Linked DNA regions of Homo sapiens: region 2 is linked to region 1. Evidence: chromatin loops called from intact Hi-C (ENCODE). Cell type or tissue: mammary epithelial cell. All regions are shown on one strand. Links, peaks and the distances in the headings refer to the core of each region. The heading gives the core; the rest is flanking DNA. Region 1 overlaps LOC105374660 (a long non-coding RNA gene). Region 2 holds the start of LOC124900942 (a long non-coding RNA gene).

Region 1 (4,405 bases), core at 201-4,200:
GTTATTTTATTTTTTAAGTTGGATGAGCATTTCTCACATCATTCAGGTGCACTAGGTATCTAAGAGAAAAATCTCTCACCCTGGGGGTTATATGTACTCTGCTTCCCAGGACTCAGGCTTACTACCAGATGGACTATGCAGCAGTTGACCCCTTTCCCTGCATTCAGCTGAGAACCTTCCTGAACAAGAAGCCTTCATGAGAGAAAGGATGAACAGGAAAGCAGTTCCCAGTCAGGAACCCCTTTGATATTTTACAGGATATCTCTATCTCCAACATATTCCATAATGCCAAACTTTCTATAAGATGTTAAGGAAGTACATTCAATGTCAATGGTAATAAGCATGAGCCTGCACTGAGAACCTGCTTTGCTACATTGTCTTAGGAAATCCTCACAACAGACTTTGGAAGAAGAGTTATTTTCTTTCTATACAGAAGGTCACTTGAGCTCAGTGAGGCGTGGTAGACTTACTCACTATTACCCAACTTGTAATGTGAAGAGCCAGATTGTTACCCCAAATCTTTGTGATTCTTTTTTCACATCACCCCATGCTTCTTCAAGGCACACTACTGAACTATAAATGGAATAGAAAATAAATAACGTTTCTCAGGACTGAGTTAAACCATTTCTTTGTCCACTCAAAGCATAGATCCATTTTCCTCCTGACTTGCTTGGGTGGAGATAAAGTCAGCCTCAAATCAAAAGATCTAATGCCAATAAATATTATTGTAATTAACGTAGGTAGTTTTTGAGACCCAGATAAGCTATCAATTCAGCTTGATTGGGTAAGATCACGTAGCAGCGCCTAATTTAGAAATCATGCATGGTTATACTGATAAGTTTTTATTTCTGCCGAACTTTATGCCAAGTAAATGCTATCTACCAAGAAACTTCAGGGTGCATTTCCTTAATCTTTACTAATTATTCTGTTGACTAAGTGAAAATTAAAATTCTTATCCAGAACAAGCACTTTCTAAGAACTATCTTGTGCCCTGAGGCATCTTTCATGTGAGGTAGCAGATGTCTCACCTGACAGTCTTTGGCAAAACTTTTCATCTTTAATCTGCAGGTTTAAATTCTGCCATGCTGTTTTTTAATCATCATTTAACTTCTGTTCTTACTGTTTCATTTATCCTGCAGTTCCGAGTGGAGCTGTGTGATTCTGGAAATAATATTCTCTAGTGTAAGTGTGCTCATTTTAAAAAGTAGAAAAAAATACTTTCTCACATACTTCAAACTTATAAACTATTCCAAGGTATCTACTTTCCCCTCAGCCCTGCAAAACACCATTTAATACATCTGTCTTTTAACACAATTCATTTTTCTCTATTTCTTATTTATTCATCAGTTCCCACTTAACAATGGTTAAAAGAAATGGGGTGATGGGTCTTTTCTCTCTACCATATTCTCTTAGATTTTTGTTAAATTCATTATACTTTTATAACAGTTTATCAGGAATCTATTATATGCTTTGTACAAGGATAGATAATTTGGTGAATAAGAAATATATATTTTATATATCTGCATAAATACATACTCACATATATAAAACAATAGATTATAATTTCAGATTGTAATAGAGATGCTGAACTACTTCTACAAACTTGGTTAAAAGACTGTTTACTTTTCTGAATAGTCATCCTCTTTGAAGTTATTAGCTGAGGGTAGAAGAGGCCACTTACTATCAATTCATATCCATACTGGTAGACAGATTATCGGGCCCACAAAGATGTCCACACCATAATTCCTGGAAACTGTCTATGCAGATGTGATTACCTAGAAGACCTTAGAGTGGGAAGATTATTGTGGGTTATCCTGGTGGACCAAATGCCTTCTCAAGAGTCCATATGAGAGGAAGGCAGGAGGGTCAGAGTCAAGGAAATGTGATGATGTGAGCTGAGTGGGGAAAAGGCAACAAAGCAAAAAGAGAGAGAGATTGGAAGATGTTGTGCTGCTAACTCTGAAGATGAGAGAATGAGCCACAAGCCAAGGAGTACTGGCAGCCTCTAGATGCCAGAAAAGGCAAGGATTGGATTCTCCCCTGGAGTCATCAGAAGCATCACAGCCCTGCCAACCCTTTTTAGATTTCTAACCTATGGAACTCTATAATAAATTTGGTCGTTTTGAGCCACTAAAGTTGGTGGTAACTTTTATAGCAGCAATAGGAAACTAATGCATCTACCAAATCAATTCTGACAAAGAATAAAATGACAACTGTCATAGTCAGGTTGCCTTGACACTGGAGTTTGTGCAATCAAGACTTGTGCATAAGAGAGAACGAACCTTCACTGATGTCCATGGCTGTAGGCCAGTGCCTCGTGATCCTTATGGTCATTGTGTTACACAGTAGTATCAACCTTTTGTGGTTTTGCAAGTCTCAGTCTGTCTCAGAAGGCAGAGCATATGTGTTTACCATAAAGGAGAAATCATTCTCAGTGTCAGTCATGTGAATAGAGGCACGTCTTCAAAGCTGTGAGTCCAAGAAAGGGAATTCAGTGCCTCCCCTTTGATCTGGACGCTGAGGTGACTAACCAGAGCAGAAGGGATCAAAGCAAGCTTTATCCTGTAGAATCATGCCAGGAACCAGCAAAACAGGACCTTGGAAGTCTGTGATTTTCCTCTGGAATCCAGGCTAGCATGCCTGGTCTACAATCCTAAGGGACTGACTATATTTTATAAATGCATTTATTTTCATCTCTTACTTGTTAGTAAACTAGGAAAAAGGTTCCATTTTTTGCGACTTTAAAAAATGCATTTTCTCAGGGAATCTGTAGGATATTTATGCAGGAATTGTAAAAGATATTTATATAAGGGGTCATCTTTCCACATTTGAGCCAGTATTTTATAGGAAAGGCCAGCATGACTGCAGCAACAGCAATTAGAGAATAATCCCAAGTGATTTTCAGGGATCTAGTCTAGGACGGGGACTGGATGTTCTTTTCCACCAGCTCATTCTCTTTTTTCTGATAATCTTGAGGATGCCAGTTTTATTTTTATTGAGAAAAGCTGCATTTCAGGGCAGCATGGTGAGTGCGGTGGGAAAGCAGGAGCACACTCACATGGATTGGAAAACTTAAGGGCAGCAGGGAGACAGGAGCCAAGTCTTAAAAGGTAAAAGGATCTGAATAGGTAAAAAGGAGGAAGGAGAATGCACTGGGCAGAGAGACGACTGTGAATGTAGGGAAGGCAGCAGGAATAAACCCCACTGTATCCCTAGAGCCCCAGGTGCTGACTGGAGCGGGAATTAAGGCAGGACCAGGTAGGACTGTAAACTATTACTAATGGGGTGTACAGCAGGAAGCCATTCTCTCTCCAGGAAGTGAAACAACATGATGACATTAGTGTGCCAGGAAGACAGGTGGCAGTAAAGAAAGACAGCATGATGGGAATATTGACCAATCACAAGAAAAGGCTGGTGTGCAAGGACCACCTATGCAAGCATGGTAGGCACAGGGATAGAGAGGAAGATGGGATGAGCCTGATAATACATGGAGGAAAACATGCCAAAGCTTAGAAGTACATTGGATATAAGAAAAATGGAAATAGATGAGGGTACGTTTGAAAAAATACGAAGAATTTAATAAGGCAGGTATATCAGTTTGTTAGGGCTGCTATGACAAAGTACTACAGACTGGTGGCTCAAACAACAGAAATATATCCTTTCACAACTCTGGAGGCTAGACGTCTGAGAGCAAGGTGTCAGCAAGGATGCTTCTCCTGAGGCCTCTCTCCTTGGCTTGTAGATGACCGACTCCTCCCTGTGTCTTCACATGGCCTTCCCTCTGTACCTGCTCTCCTCTTCTTAGAAGGACACCAGTCATATTGGATTAGGGCCCCCTCTAATGACCTCATCTTAACTTAATGGCCACTTTAAAAACCCTATCTCCAAATACGGTCACACTCTGAGGTACTGAGGGTTAGGACTTCAACATACGAATTTTAGGGGACCCAACTCAGCCCCTATCAGTAAGGTAAATTGGGGAGAGGGAGCAAGAAGACAGTAAGTTTAATTTTGAACAAGTTGAATTAAGGAGCTATCAAGCGAGCCTCCTACAATCTCCTGCTATAAAGGTTCCTAAGTGGCAAAATTACTTGCAGTCCCCAAAGGATGATTCATTTGTTTTAGGAACTGCCAAGGCAATAAAATGTTGGGAACTCTAGAAATCAATTTCCTATGGATCCTGAAGCCCAGAGAGACTCCTAATTTTCTGTAGCACTCTACGACGCTTTTATACCAAAATGTCTCACAGTGTGTTCCACAGGTCATTAGCCCCATTAAATGCGGCGTAATCACAAGCTTTCTGTAGCCAAATAAATTTGAGAGGGCCTGCATACTATGGTATCCACCTGGAGAACCACAATGCACATTGATAAAGGCAATTAGAAATCTTTCAGCAAATAAATGG
Region 2 (4,405 bases), core at 335-4,334, 96 kb after region 1:
CAGTTTTTCTCCATGTAATTATTACACACTAGAGCCAGAATCAATACATGTTTGTGTCAAATTTTCACACCAAAAAAATGTAAAAACAACATTCTGGAATGATACATTGTTTGATGTTCAATATCTCCCTGGAAAAAACAGAAACAAAAACAAAAACAGAATAGACCTGTAGCACCAAAGCTGCAGTTCTTTAATTCCTAGCAAATCACTGCGTTTCCGTGACTTTGTCTTCATGGCAGTGTTTATCTCATTTAAATTTTATATCATAGTCTTAAAGGTCAATTCTCAAGTGGTTCAAGTTAGAAGAAAATTTGGGCTATTTTGTTGTTAATACCAGGAAACTCCAGGACTTGATATTAGTGTTTCTATCCTATTTTAGGTTCTGTCATGTTTTGTTGTAGGAATTTTGGGTGCATTTAGCTCTCTGGTTTTGGACTCAATAAATATTTATGAAGGATCTGCTGATATGGTTTAGCTGTGTGTCACCACCCAAATCTCATCTCAAATTATAATCCCCATATGTCGAAGGAGGGACCTGTAATCCCTATGCGTTGAGTGAGGGAGGTGACTGGATCATGGGGGAGGTTTCCCCCATGCTGTCCTCACAATAGTGAGTGAGTTCTCATGAGATCTGATGGTTTTATAAGTGTTTGGAATTCCTTCTTTGCTCTTCTCTCTCCTGTCACCTTGTGAGGAAGGTGCCTGCTTCCCCTTCTGCCATAATTGTAAGTTTCCTGAGGCCTCCCTAGCCATGCAGAACTGTGAGTCAATTAAGCCTCTTTCCTTTATAAATTACTCAGTCTCAGGGAAGTTCTTTATAGCAGCATGAAAACAGACTAAGACAATGACATTGTCTGCCTTTGTTGGCTCAATGTAATATATTCTGACAAAAACAGGGACCACGTAAAAAGAAAGCTGGATCATGTGTTAAACCTATTTTCAAGTACTAACATTCATTTCAATATACACCAGGAAATTTGGATGTTAGCAATGTTAAGCATTGCTTTTGAAGATTCTAGAGAGTCGCATATCGGTGGGCCAGCTGCCGAAGATTCATGATACTGATTCTAGCTTGGAGACTTTAAGCAGAAGCCTGTTATTATGTACCTTGGTGTCTGTGGAACCTAAACATGAATTTCCCACCACCTGTGACTGACCTCATATCGGGGTTTTCTAGAGCTTGTGGAAATATAAAAACCCACTTTGTACCATTATCATCAATAACTATGACTTTATGGAGACAAGCGCTCTAGGAATAAGATCAGAATGATGGCAGCTAAGATTTCCCCATCGCTGTACTGAGTGCTTCACAGACTTTATCCCATTTAATCTCCTTGGAAATCCTAGACAGTGGTACTTTTATATGCTGTTTCTTTTTCTTTATTTTTTTGACACAGGGTCTCACTCTGTCACCCAGACTGGAGTGCAATGATGCAATCACAGGTCACTGCAGCCTTGACCTGCTGAACTCAAGCAATCCTCCCATCTCAGCCTCCTGAGTAGCTGGGACTTTAGGCATGCGCCACCACACCCAGGTAATTTTTTTGTATGTTTTGTGAGTGGCCCAGGCTGGTCTCAAACTCCTAGGTTCAAGCAATCCATCTGCCCTGGCTGCCCAAAGTGTTGGAATTACAGGCATGAGCCACTGCCATTTTGAATCCATACCTTACCAATGAGAGAGCAAAGCCACAAAAATAAAAACTAGGAAATCTTACATTTTGGAAAGCTATGTATTTGAGGAAAGAAGAATGAGAGTAAGGAGGGAAACAAAGGCAGGCTTCCCAGTATTCCCTTTGACTGACTCTTGAAAGCTGCTGGTATTCACCTCACTCAATATGAGGTATACACAATCTACTATGGACATCCACCCAGAGGCTGCTGTGTTTCTGGGAGATGCTCAATGTTGGCTGCAAAAAATTCTGAACAGCAATCATGTTCTTGTTTGAGAATCTGCGAAAAGCAATGTGCTCCACTAAGCACTGACAATACAGTAGTAAATACGGTAGGCAAAGTCCCTATTCCCAAGTCACCTGCATTCCAAAGGGGTTAGGCCAGTAGTTGTTCAGATTGTCCAGGTTGTGTGGTCCTCTAGGTAATTCAATTTGGAGAAACTTCTTTCAAATAAGAACACCAGAAGTTATGAATATAAAATTAGGCACAAACGTGAATATTTAAAATAAAAAAATTTTCAACAAATAAATTTGAAACCCAACAAATACCATAAATACCAAACTGCAGAAAAATAACATAACATTTTAATTAATTACCTGCTTAACCCAGCAGTCAGCATGGTTCCTCTCACACATGAGGCACTAATAAATAAGTCTAAAGTGCTGATCGCTAAGATTACCTATGCACTACATTTTTATCCTATGGGTGCATTATAGGAGTCTCTTTCAAGGGCTTGTGATTATGATAAAGACCAGGAAACAAATACTGCCTACCTATATCCTGAAATATCTACAATGACTCATCCCAGACTCCTCTACTGAAGCAGTGACTTAAGCAAACAACTTAAGGCTAATTAAATTCCATTACCATTCATAATATTAAACTGAGTAAAAAGGTGACCAATAAAGAAGCCAACAGCACACCTATAATCCCAGCACTTTGGAGGCCAAGGCAAGAGAATTGTTGAGGCCAGGAGTTCAAGACCAGCCTAGGCAACATAATGAGACCCCTCCCCCCAGCAATATCTACAAAAAAAATTAAAAAATTAAAATTAGCCATACACAGTAGCATGTGCCTGTCAGCTTACTTGGGAGGCTGATGTGGGAGGATCGCTTGAACTTGGAGAGGTCGAGGCTGCAGTGAGCCATGATTGGGCCACTGAGCTCCAGCCTGAGTGAAAAAGCAAGACCACAAAAAAAAAAAAAAAAAAAGAATGGCTTGCAAACTGTAAATTACAGCTCTTACCCATGAATGGTGCCTTTGTGAAATATGGCATCGCTTTTCCACAGGTAAATCATCATGTTACCTCCAGAATTCTACTCCTCCATGCAGCTTCTCTGTGCATAAAATCCTTGGATAGAAGAAATGTCTGCTGGCCTAGAACTGATTTTAACACTGAAAATATTAAGGCCACATAACACAAGGCTGGGCAGGTGCATATCTCACCCAAAGCATCTGCTTTTCTGTAAGTAGCCAACCCATGTTATCAAGGGCCCATACAATCTTTACAGACCACTTTCAGGTAAAAGCATATTGTTTTCAAAGGCTACTTAGAACTGAAACTACTTGGTTCTATTCCAAGGTACAACCTCAGCCAAGTGATTTGCTTAATGGGAATTGCCAAACATAAAAAGATCAAATAACAAATTTCATTAAGTTCAAGAATCTATGACTCCTACAACTCAGTAGTTAAAGAAATAACAAATAATTCAATTTAAAAATGGGTTAAGAAGTTGAATGGACATTTCTCCAAAGAAAACGTACATATGATTAATGGGTAAACATATATATTTTTAAATGGTCAATGTCACTAATCATCAGGGAAACACAAATTGAAATCACAATAAGATATTACATCATACCTGTCAGGATGCCTATTATCAATGGAACCAAAACAACAAGTGTTGATATGGATATAGAGAAACTAAAACCTTTGTACACTGTTAGTGTGGGTGCAAAATGATGCAGCCACTGTATTAAACAGTGTAGAGATTCCTCAAAAAATTGAAACTAGAACTACCATAGGATACAGCAATCACACTTCTGATATTTCTCCAAAGGAATGTAAATCAGGATCTTAAAGAGATATTAGCACTCCCATGTTCACTGTGATACTGTTCACAATAGACAAGATGTGAAGCCAACCTATTGACAGATGAATAAAGAAAATGTGGTATATGCAAACAATGGAATATTATTCAGCCTTTAGAAAGAAGGAAATCCTGCAACATATGACAATATGGATGAACCTGGAGGGCGTGAAACTAACTAAATAAACCAGTCACAGAAAAACAAATACTGTATGACTCCATTTATATGAGCAAATCAAAACTACAATGAGATATCATCTCACCCATTTTGGATAAAATCGCTTTTATCCAAAAGACAGGCAATCATGAATGCTGCCAAGGATGTGGAGAAAATGGCACCCTGTTGGTGGGAATGTAACTTAATACAACCACTGTGAAAAACTGTATGGAGGTCCTCAAAAGACTAAAAATAGAATTCCCATATGATCCAGCAATCCCACTGCTAGGGATATTCCCAAAAGAGAGGAAATCAGCATACTGAGGAGATATCTGCACTCCCATAATTTCATTGCAGCACTATTTACAATAGCCAAGATTTGGAAGCAATCTAGGTGTCCATCAACAGATGAAGGGATAAAGAAAATGTGTTATGTATACACAATGGAGAACTATTCAGCCACAGAAAAGAATGAGAGCCTGTCATT

Evidence for each region. Hi-C counts contacts between places; a loop is a spot of excess contacts. Peaks named below come from ENCODE experiments on the same cell type or tissue, not always from the same donor. Only the 100,000 strongest peaks of a DNase experiment are listed, where the experiment ranks them.
Region 2: it touches region 1 in a loop (3.0-fold over the local background); 1 of 110 quality-filtered maps calls a loop at or near these places.

What each region holds. Positions count from the first base shown.
Region 1 is chr5:13,508,349-13,512,753 of GRCh38, forward strand. All of the region lies in intron 4 of LOC105374660 (a long non-coding RNA gene), which reads right to left. Among named protein-coding and RNA genes, the nearest start is that of DNAH5-AS1, 350 kb to the right of the region's middle. RefSeq lists a silencer at 2,191-2,485. In mammary epithelial cell, for the core only: no CTCF peak of the experiment used is centred there; a DNase peak (open chromatin) is centred at 2,413; H3K27ac peaks cover 2,259 bases.
Region 2 is chr5:13,603,785-13,608,189 of GRCh38, forward strand. It overlaps LOC124900942 (a long non-coding RNA gene), which reads left to right and starts at 1,398. Exons shown (of 2, transcript XR_007058697.1): 1 at 1,398-1,535; 2 at 2,961-3,967. In mammary epithelial cell, for the core only: no CTCF peak of the experiment used is centred there; a DNase peak (open chromatin) is centred at 2,527.